Linked DNA regions of Homo sapiens: region 2 is linked to region 1. A link is a loop called in an ENCODE intact Hi-C map of the cell type or tissue named here. Cell type or tissue: mammary epithelial cell. All regions are shown on one strand. Each heading gives the region's core, and the rest is flanking DNA. Links, peaks and the distances in the headings are about the cores only.

Region 1 (5,063 bases), core at 560-4,559:
TTAATGCATGTGGTTAGGACTCTGAGCACTCAGCTTACTGGTTATGTTTACAGAAAACACCTGTATTCTGCACAAGTTTGCTAAGCATGGGGGTGGAATGGGCCAGGTATGCCCGCATTCATCCTAGCTGTGGTTGATGGCAGAGTGGTCATCCAGTTGGAGACCCTCTGGAAACCAGGCCTACATTTGATGCTCTACTTTTATGCTCAGGGTCCTAGGACCCTCCCCATTCTTTGAGAAGTAGCAATCACTTACTGACAACACTGGCAGCTTCTCTGCTGAGCCCTTTGTAGGATAAAAGGTCGGGTCAACTTTTCTCCAGGAGCTGAAATTCTTTGTCCTCAGAGCACTGCTCCTGACCTGGCATCCCCTGCTGCCTTCACCCAGGACAGCAGACAGACTAGCCAGGATGATGCAAGCAGGGTATCCAAGCTACATTTAAGTTCAGGGAGATGGAGATACATCAAGGAGATGGAGTGTATTCATTGTCTATTGCCGCATATCTATTTACCCCCAAATTGAGTAGCTTAAGATAAAAATAAGGAACATACATAATAAAAAATAAATAAACACAGTGTGTGGGGGTCAGGAATCTAGGAGAGGCTTGGCAGGGCAGTTCAGGCTTGTAGTGTCTCAGGAGATTGCACTCCAGGTGTAGGCTGGGCTGCAGTCATCTGAAGGCTTGATTGGGGCTGGAGGAGCCACTTCCAAGGTGGCTTACTTATATAATGGGCGTGATGGTGCTGGCTGTTGGCAAGGAGACCCAGTTCCTCTCCTCATGGACCTCTTCGGAGGATGCTTGAGTGTCCTCATGACATGGTCACTGGCTTCCCCCAGGGTGAGAGACCCAGGAGAAAGAGATTCAGGCAGAGGCTATCCTTTTTATGATCTAGCCTCAGAAGTCACATGGCTTCACTTCCACCACATTCTATTCTTTAGAGAGAAGTCTGGCTCACATTCAAGGGGAGGAGAATAGGCTGCACCTTTTAAAGAAAAATGTATTTTAAAAGTTTGCAGAAAAATGTAAAAACCATAATATAGGGATTGGACCTTGGGAAGCCTGAGATGAAGCAGGCCAGAGGTAGAATCAGAAAGGAGACTTACAAACTTCACCCTCAAGCCTCTAGGACTTTAAAGACAACGGTGGAAAATTATGTTGGGTTGGGTTGTCACTGGAGGATCCTGTGATCTAATACAGAAATTTCCACATGCCAGGTGGCTCTGATGTTGTCTCAGTAAGGCCTCTATTTAGTTAATGCTAATGCTCCAAAGCCCCCAGATTACAAATTGGTATTGCTGTCGAGATCTATTGCTTTCTTACTAGAAGGTGGCTTCTTCTGGTATGGAAAGGGAAACTAAAGCCTGGAGAGGTTAAGCAATTTGACTTCTAGTCCTTTATTGAGGCACAGGCAGTGGTGGGGAGGGTCCTGAGTCAGGCAGTCTAACCACTGACCTCTATACCCCATCTCTCCAAACCACAGTATCTCTCTCCTGATGCTCTGAGAAGCTAGCATTTGTGGGAAACTTCCAATATGCCCACAGTGTGCTGAGTGCTTTTATGTCATTTTATTCTCCTAACCACCCACTATGGTAGGTATGGAATCCCCCATTTTACTGATGAGGAAACTGAGGCAATGTATAACAGGTATAAGTAGCCCAAGGTTATTCAGGCACTAATGTGTAAGGCTGTGATTCTAAGGCAGACTGACTGACTACAAAGCTAATGTTCTTAATCCCTAGATGCTCCCACCTTCCAAATGTCCTGGCTCCTAGAATTACATCTGTTCTACTCCCTCCATGGCTCCATGGAACCTGGACATCTCAATTTCCTCCCCAAAAGCTGGAGTTCTCCAAGATGCAGAAGCCAGAGGGCTGATGTTCCTGTGCAGGAAGAAGCAACGCCCAGGCCCACTGCCCCCACTCTCTCAGCAGATTCTCATTTTCAGAATCCTGGAAACCAGAGCTAGAAATCTGCCTCCCTCTGTTTACCCTGAGTTCCAATGTCACCAACCCCCTTAATTAATGCTAGGGTGCTGGGTCATGCATAGCACGGTCAGCTTGGTCTCCAGTTCTGGCAGCAGCTGCAGCCAAGGTCAAGAACAACGGGGGCTGGGTTAGCTCTTACTCATCCACCTAAATGCCACTGCCCACGCTCTCCGCTCTCGCCCCTCCCGCTGAGCAGTGGCTGCCAGGGCGGCAGGAAGTCCTTCTTCCTGGGCCTGGCGCCCTCCAGCGGTGGGCGCAGAGCACTAGGCTCCAAAACTAGGAAGCCGGCTCAGCCTGCAGCAGGGCAGCTTGGGCAGCTTCACACCTAAACCAGCCTCTAAACGGGCGCACCTGGACAAAACCCAGTAATTTAGAAAAGCCTGTGTTTCTAGACATCTCGCACTGCCAGCATTCTCCATGAGAAAGGAGCTAATAGGATCAACTTTTCCTATACGCTGGAGACTTAATGAGTCCCTCACCGACCCAAGGCTGACCTGTAATCTGACAGATGACCACGAAAAAGAGGCAATTTCAAGCCTAAAGAAAGGACCCCATTATGTTGACATTTAGGCATGAGTGTGGGTGGCATTGGGGCAGGAGTCCTATGTGCTGCTCAAATCCCACCGTAGAGTCAACTGGCAGTGTGGCCTCTGTCTGACACAGCTCAGGCTCTCCTGCTCCGAGGGAGTTTAGCAGAAGGTCCCTTACCCCACCCAGTTCTGCAGCCCCTCTGAGAAGTCACATAGCTGATGCCCATGGGGGCTGGCGGTGTGCCTTCTCACACCTCTCACATTGCCTGTGGTTCCAGGAGCCAGCTGCGTTTAGTCTGATCTCTGTTTGTGCCAGTTGTACTCTTTTGTAATCACATATTTTTAATTAAATACTATATAACTTGATGAAATACAAGTAAAAAGAATTGTTTCTTTAAAATTTTTTTATTTTAATTTTTGTGGCTACATAGTAGGTGTATATATTTATGGGGTACGTGAGATGTTTCGATACAGGCATGCAATGTGGAATAATCGCATCACATAAAATTGGGTATCCATCCCCTCAAGCATTTATCCTTTATATCACAGGCAATCCAGTTATACTCTTTTAGTTATTTAAAAATATACAATTAAATAATTACTGACAAGAATTGGGTCTATAAAATTAGTCTGAATACTTTGGAAAGAGCCTCTACAGGCAATTTATCTTTAAAAAAAAAGAGTAAAACGTTTTCTATTGAGGTGTGGTTGAATTGTCTGTAAAAGATTAGTGGGAGTAGCAGTGGGGGAGGGGAATTATAAAAATCCCAAGGACTCTGCATTCAGGTTGCTACACAAGTGTTTTCTTTCTTTTATATATATATAATACTTTAAGTTCTAGGGTACATGTGCACAACGTGCAGGTTTGTTACATATGTATACATGTGCCATGTTGGTGTGCTGCACCCATTAACTCGTCATTTACATTAGGTGTATCTCCTAATGCTATCCCTCCCTACACAAGCGTTTTCAAGTTGCTGGGTAGAATAAAAATGAATCTCAGCTGATGTATTATGGGTACAGTTTATGAAAGAAAGATGAGGGGAAGGAAAGTGCATCTATACTAACAAAAAGGTCACGGTCTGACATCAAGAAATTAGCAAATGCCCATTTATAATTTTCAAGGCAATGTTTAAGGTAGGCAATATTTTTTGCATATGTAGATGGCAGCCTGTGCTTACAGAGCCTAACGAGGGAAGAGGCCACGGCAACCCCAAAGTCTAATTAGAAAATCAATGCATCCAGCCCTAACTGACAACGCTAATCATCTCTTTGAACTAAAGTGTCCTAGCTGCACTAGAATCATTAGAGCCTGTCAGCAAAAGATAAGAGTTTAAGATTTCCGCAAGGAAACAGGGTTTTTTACTCAGCAGACCTGGACTTAATCAATATTTCCAATATCATGACCCACGACCTTCCTCCAATTAACAAATGCTTATGCTTGGTAATAGACTTCACACTCTGGACTCCTGATGGCTTTGCCTGCTGTGAGGCTGCATCCCTCTGGACCTGCATGGCCATCTTGGTGCCTACAACTGAGTAGTGCAATGAGGTTGGAAGAAAACTTTACCAGGGAACCTGCTTTTACTGTAAATTCTTGACCACAGCCCTCAGATTGGCATCCAATACTGCCTGGTAATTGCATTATGTTTGTTTTCTGGGGAAAAGTTTAGCACTGTAGGAGATGACTATTTGATACCTTTTCTTCTCACTCCAAGCTTCTCACCTCTGTTCCTTCACTGCTTACTCTCCTGGAACAAGAGAAGCCATCTGACATGCACTGTCTCATCTTTCTCAAACTTTGTCCCTTTTCTCCACTCTTCGCTTTCTCTTGCCTTTCTGTTACAATCAAGAAAGTGCCATGAGGGCAGGGACCATGTCTGTGTTATCTTCAATACCTAGCCCAGTGCCTGGCACTTAGAGGGCTCTCAAAATTGATGAATGAACAATATGGCATCTGCTAATAATATGGCATGACTTATCAGGTCACTCAATTGTTTATGATCTTCGGGAGGAGAGGAGGGAAGACCATAGCACGTTGACTTCAGTATCCCAGATAATAAATAAAAATGGACTCAGTGCTGTCTTCATCATTTATGGATGCTGTACTCAGCTCGCCTTTCCAGGCTCACTCAAGCTTTATTTCATCTGTCACTGTGTTTGTGTGTGCTTCTCCCACAAGGCTGTGCTCTGTATGTCTGGATCCTCAGCATGTAGCAGTACAATGCTTGACACATACAGAGGTGGGGGCTCTGTGAAAGAGAGATGAATTGTTGAGTGTCCCCAAACCCTACAAGTCACTCTGGATTCCTTCTTTTGCTGCTCTTCTCACGTCCAATCCATGAGCAGACCCATTCACTTTTTATCTCTATGCAGGATCAGCACACTTTTTCTTATAGGCATGTGGAACATGGTCTCCATTGCAACTACTCAGCCCTACCATTATGGTATGAAAGCAGCCACAGACAACGTATCAATGAATGGGCATGGCTGTGTTCCAATAAAGCTCTATTTACAAAAACAGGTATGCGGTCCGGCGCAGTGGCT
Region 2 (4,532 bases), core at 1-4,000, 77 kb before region 1:
CGCAGGTGCCCGGAGCAGGCCCTCGCGGCGCCCGGCACCCCCTCCACGCGCGCCCCTCTTCCCGGCTTCGCGCTCGCCCTCCTCACTCGCTTCTCCGCCGCTCTCCCAACCTCCCCAGCCCACTCCGGTCGCCTCCTCCCAGTCTGCATGCCACGCCAACCCCCTCCAGTCCCGCTGCCATTTTAACTCCTGAGTGGCCAGAGGCCCCCTCTACCTAACGCACACACACCCGGGAGGAAGGAGTTGGGTGGGGCCAGACGCTAACGCTTGAGCTGTCCTTGTGCCTAGAGACACAAGGCTTGGCTGAGAGAAGGGGCACAGCCCTTGGGTCCGGGAAGAGAAGGGTTGGCTTCTCTCATACTGCCTCGGACCCTCTTGCAAAGGCCAGGAGACGAATGGGGAATTCAGCAGCTTTGTGAGGACAGGTGCAGCTCACAGTCACAGCATGCACCTAAGATCACATTTTTGCTTTGCATGGTGCTACCCTCCCGAAGTTAACAGTGGACTAAGGAATGTAGTGGGGTGGGTGAGAATTTGTCACTGGGCCCAGGCACCTCTCACCCTAAAGAATGGAGTGGAAGACCCCTTTAGTTGTCATGCTTTTCCAGCATTGCATCCTGAGCCGTGCAGCTCTAGCATTCTGGAAGATTCCGTCCTGGCTCTCAATGAAGGAGGTCAATTTCAGTCAGGAACTGGCAGGCCCAGTTAGGGGTTTGGCTTCAGGGTTCCCCACTCTGCCAGCTGGACATCATGAAGACTGGGGGAGGAAAGTAAGAAGGTGCCAAAGGTGGGTGCTAGGCTGCTGCCTGGTGGCTTAGAAAAGCTGGGTGACTGCCACTAGAGGAGGGCAAAGGCCCAATGCCCAACACCCATGCCTTGGTGGGGACTTCAGCCTGGACCACTCAGAACAGACATCACAAACTCGGCTCCATGGCAGGCCACACCCTACTGATGGGTCTGGACCAGAGCCTGCAGAACCAACAACAGGGGAATGGATGAGGTGGAGGCCAAGGTGTGGAGTCCTGTGAGGAGTGGCTTCCCTGGGCTGCCTGCCGTCATCCAGTGCTTGAGCTTCTGGCCCTGTCTTTTCCAAGGGTACAGCCAGTGGTGACTGCCATGCCTGGTGGCTTTTGTGAAGTTGGCTTGAAGGTCTGAGTTCTGTATGCACAGAGGGGATTCTCACCTTCATATATTGAATGAGCACATATTAAGTTCCCACTAAACCACCCCCATGTTCCCACTCTCCACCCCTGCTACGGAGCATAATGGCCTCAAGGAGCTCAGAGTGACAGGTTGGAACTATATGAAACCAATTTTAATATTTCAAGACGATGGAAGTGCCATAGAAATACAAAAAGAAACCACCTTAATGGACTAGCATTATTCACAAAAGGTTTAACGGAGGAGCTGAGTCTCCAACTGAGCCTAGTTGGAGGGATAGGATTTGAACTGGAAGAGAATATGGGGACCAGCAAAGGCAGGAAAGTGGAGACAAGCAGAGTAGAATGGGTTGTCTGGAGGGTAGGGGGCAAGGGAGGAAAATTATAGAGCTACTATTAGATGCCAGCCTTTTCTCATCTCTGTCATCTTAGACTCTGAGTTGACTAATATCCCCTTTTAACAGACCGGGGGATGGAGGCCCAGATCGTTTAAGGCAGTAGCCCAAAATCTGTAGGCAGAATGTGAGACCTCATTTTCACAGTGCGACAATGCCACATTGAGTATACAGGGTGGGAGCAGCTGATGAAGGGCCCGAATTGCCAGGCTCAGCAGTTTATCTGTGGACCCATCCTCAGGTGATTTGGGATGAAAGAGGCAGGAGGATGGGAGACTATTGAGGTAGCTGTTGCAGGAATCTAGGAGGAGGGGAGCAGTGAGAATAGAGTAAATGCATGGGCCTTTGTAAAGAAGACTTGGCAGAACTGTAAGACTGACTGATTGAAAGGGGTCAAAACTTGACTCCAAGCTTTTAGCCTGAGCATTTGAGTCCCTTGTCGAGTCACTGGAGCCACCTTTCCAGTCTAAGGGCCAATGTCAATGTAGACAGGATGATGGTGAAAAGGAGGACATTTTAGGAGTCCTTTACCAACTGCACGACCGGAGAGAGCACTCATGTCAGCACCCCAGCTTCCCAATAACTATGCATACTCAAGTGTCTTATCTCCTAACCAGAGGGTAAGCTTCTGGAGCCTATGACTGTCTTACACCTTAATAAGATAAGACCAGTCCTTTATAGTAGATGTCCAATAACTGATTATTGAAATAATAAATGGGATAAATGCAAGTAACGTTCACTAAGTGGTTGATCCTGAGTGGCAAAGCCTGTGAGATGTACTAGATGAGGCATAAGGGAATTTCATCAGCTGTGAGAAGAAAATAGGGGAAGGCTTATCTTGAGCTGACTCCAAATGTCTTAGAACCCAATGAGATTGGAGAAAGAGTGTAGCTTTTAGAGCTGGAAAGATTTGGATTTGGAACTCTACTTGTCCATTTACTCTGTCTTGCTTCAGGCAAAGTATTGAACTTCCCCAGCTCTGATTCTTTCCTGAGTAACGATATTAATTCAAGTAATAGCAGTTAACATTTATTGAGCACCTACTACATGCAAGGCAAGGTGCTAGCACATTTATGCATCATCTCATCAAAAATTTGACCAATACTAGGACTCTAGTGATAGGAGAAAAACAAGGTTCAGTGTTTACCTAACCAGTATGTAACAGAGCTAAGACGGGAATCCAGGGTCCTCAAATGACAGAGTCCAAACACCAAGCCAAGTCTCCCTAGCACTTCTTTAGGATGAAGATAGCAATAATGGAATGGATTCATACTTATAGGTTGCTGTGAGATGTTACAGGGACTATATGGCTGGCATGAGCACAGTGGCTGGTGCATGGTATGTGGTTGACATTTTTCTCCCAACCCTGCTCCCATTGCTGCCATTCTGAGTCTCATACTTTCCTGGGAAAAGCTGCCCCAATTCACAGTCCTTTGGAAGCTCTTAGGTAATTACCCAGAGGATTTAATGGCCCTGTTATTGACCTTTCACCCTCCAAATTTAATTTCTGGGCTTGGCCATGCATTATTTCCCACCAGGAAGCCTGGAACTCCGTGACATCAGAGTGTCTTGGGAGAGGGATGCAGGGATTACATGCTGCTAGAAATGATCCTTAGCTCAATTCCAGGTGGCTCTCTCATATAGGGGTCAGGATATGGAACTGGTGGGGATGCTGTTTGTGTGGTGGGGGCTGTGAGGAGAGGATGGCTCCTACTGGTGCCTGGCACATGAGCCGAATCAGAGAAGGGAGGCCTGGGATGTGGCATGGGTCACTGAGGGTCCCTCAGTGGACCCTCCACACACACGACACTGTGTGTTGTGTGCAGCCTCTGCTCAGCCTCCTTGGGAGATATGGGGTGGGGTCTGGGGAGTCAATGAGGACTGTTGTCCCCCACCAGTGACCCAACTAGGCAGAGAGTAAGGCACTAGAGCAGTGGACCTTGGAATCACCTGGAGAGTGTGGGCCAATGCAGGTGCTGAGGTCCTACCCCAGAGTCAGATTCTGTAGTTCTCAGAGTCTGCATTTCAGATAAACCATCCAGGGGATTCTGATTCAGGTGGTTGGATGACCTCACTGTGAGACAGACTGGCCTGGGGGTGCCCATTGCTCTCTGACCGTCCCCTGCCCGGGCTCCCCATGTGCAGAGCCTTGTTCTCTGGGCTATTAGAGAACAAGTGAAGGCAGAGGCAGAGGCAGAGGTGAAGGGAATGAAGCTCAAGTTTTAGGGCTTCTCGACTTGCAGGATGGTGGGGAGAGGGTGGGCTATGAAAGCTGGGAACTGTAGAGTGTCCTAGGTGAAGAGGGGAAGCCAGTTTACGAACAGGAAGCATTTTTATGTAAGGATTTCTGGTAAATGGAATGAAGAAATGTCAGGAGAAAGGGACCCTGAATGTCCAAGGCTCATGTAAATTGTTATCTTCTTGCTGGCCGTAAGTAAATATCACTGTTGTACCTAATTTTGTATTTGGAATTTTGCGGGTTTTTTCTTAAGACGGCCCCACAGAACTGGGATCTTCCCTGACCCCTGCCCTCAGGGAGCTCCCAGGATCCACAGACACCCTTGGAACACAGAAAACCGCAAAGGCAGAGAGACACACGTTGCAGATGGCAGAGCTGTGTGGAACTGCAGGGAGTCTTCAAATTTATCTTGGGTTATATTCCTGGAAAAGGCACTGCAGGTAAAAATGATGTAGGTTGAACCTGTTTTTGCCCAGAAACAATGTGATCATAAAAATTACATTCCTCACCAATGTCCCGGTGCCCAACTTTTTATAGGCATAAGCACAAACACCACAGACACCATATTTAATCAACCATAAATGATACACCTCTACTCTGTTTTTTTTTTAAGATGGAGTCTCGCTCTGCCACCCATGCTGGAGTACAGTGGCAAGATCTTGGTTCACTACAACCTCCACCTCCCAGTTTCAAGCGATTTTCCTGCCTCAGCCTCTCGAATAGCTGGGACTACAGGCG

What was found. Peaks named below come from ENCODE experiments on the same cell type or tissue, not always from the same donor. Only the 100,000 strongest peaks of a DNase experiment are listed, where the experiment ranks them.
Region 2: a loop joins it to region 1, with 2.1 times the contacts of the local background. A loop is called at or near these places in 5 of 110 quality-filtered maps.

The regions. Positions count from the first base shown.
Region 1 is chr1:204,761,772-204,766,834 of GRCh38, forward strand. No RefSeq gene overlaps it. Among named protein-coding and RNA genes, the nearest start is that of NFASC, 64 kb to the right of the region's middle. In mammary epithelial cell, for the core only: a CTCF peak has its summit at 2,239 (motif pointing left); a DNase peak (open chromatin) is centred at 2,190.
Region 2 is chr1:204,685,627-204,690,158 of GRCh38, forward strand. It overlaps LRRN2 (leucine rich repeat neuronal 2), which reads right to left and starts at 112. Exons shown (of 2, transcript NM_201630.2): 1 at 1-112. In mammary epithelial cell, for the core only: no CTCF peak of the experiment used is centred there; no DNase peak of the experiment used is centred there; H3K27me3 peaks cover 1,427 bases.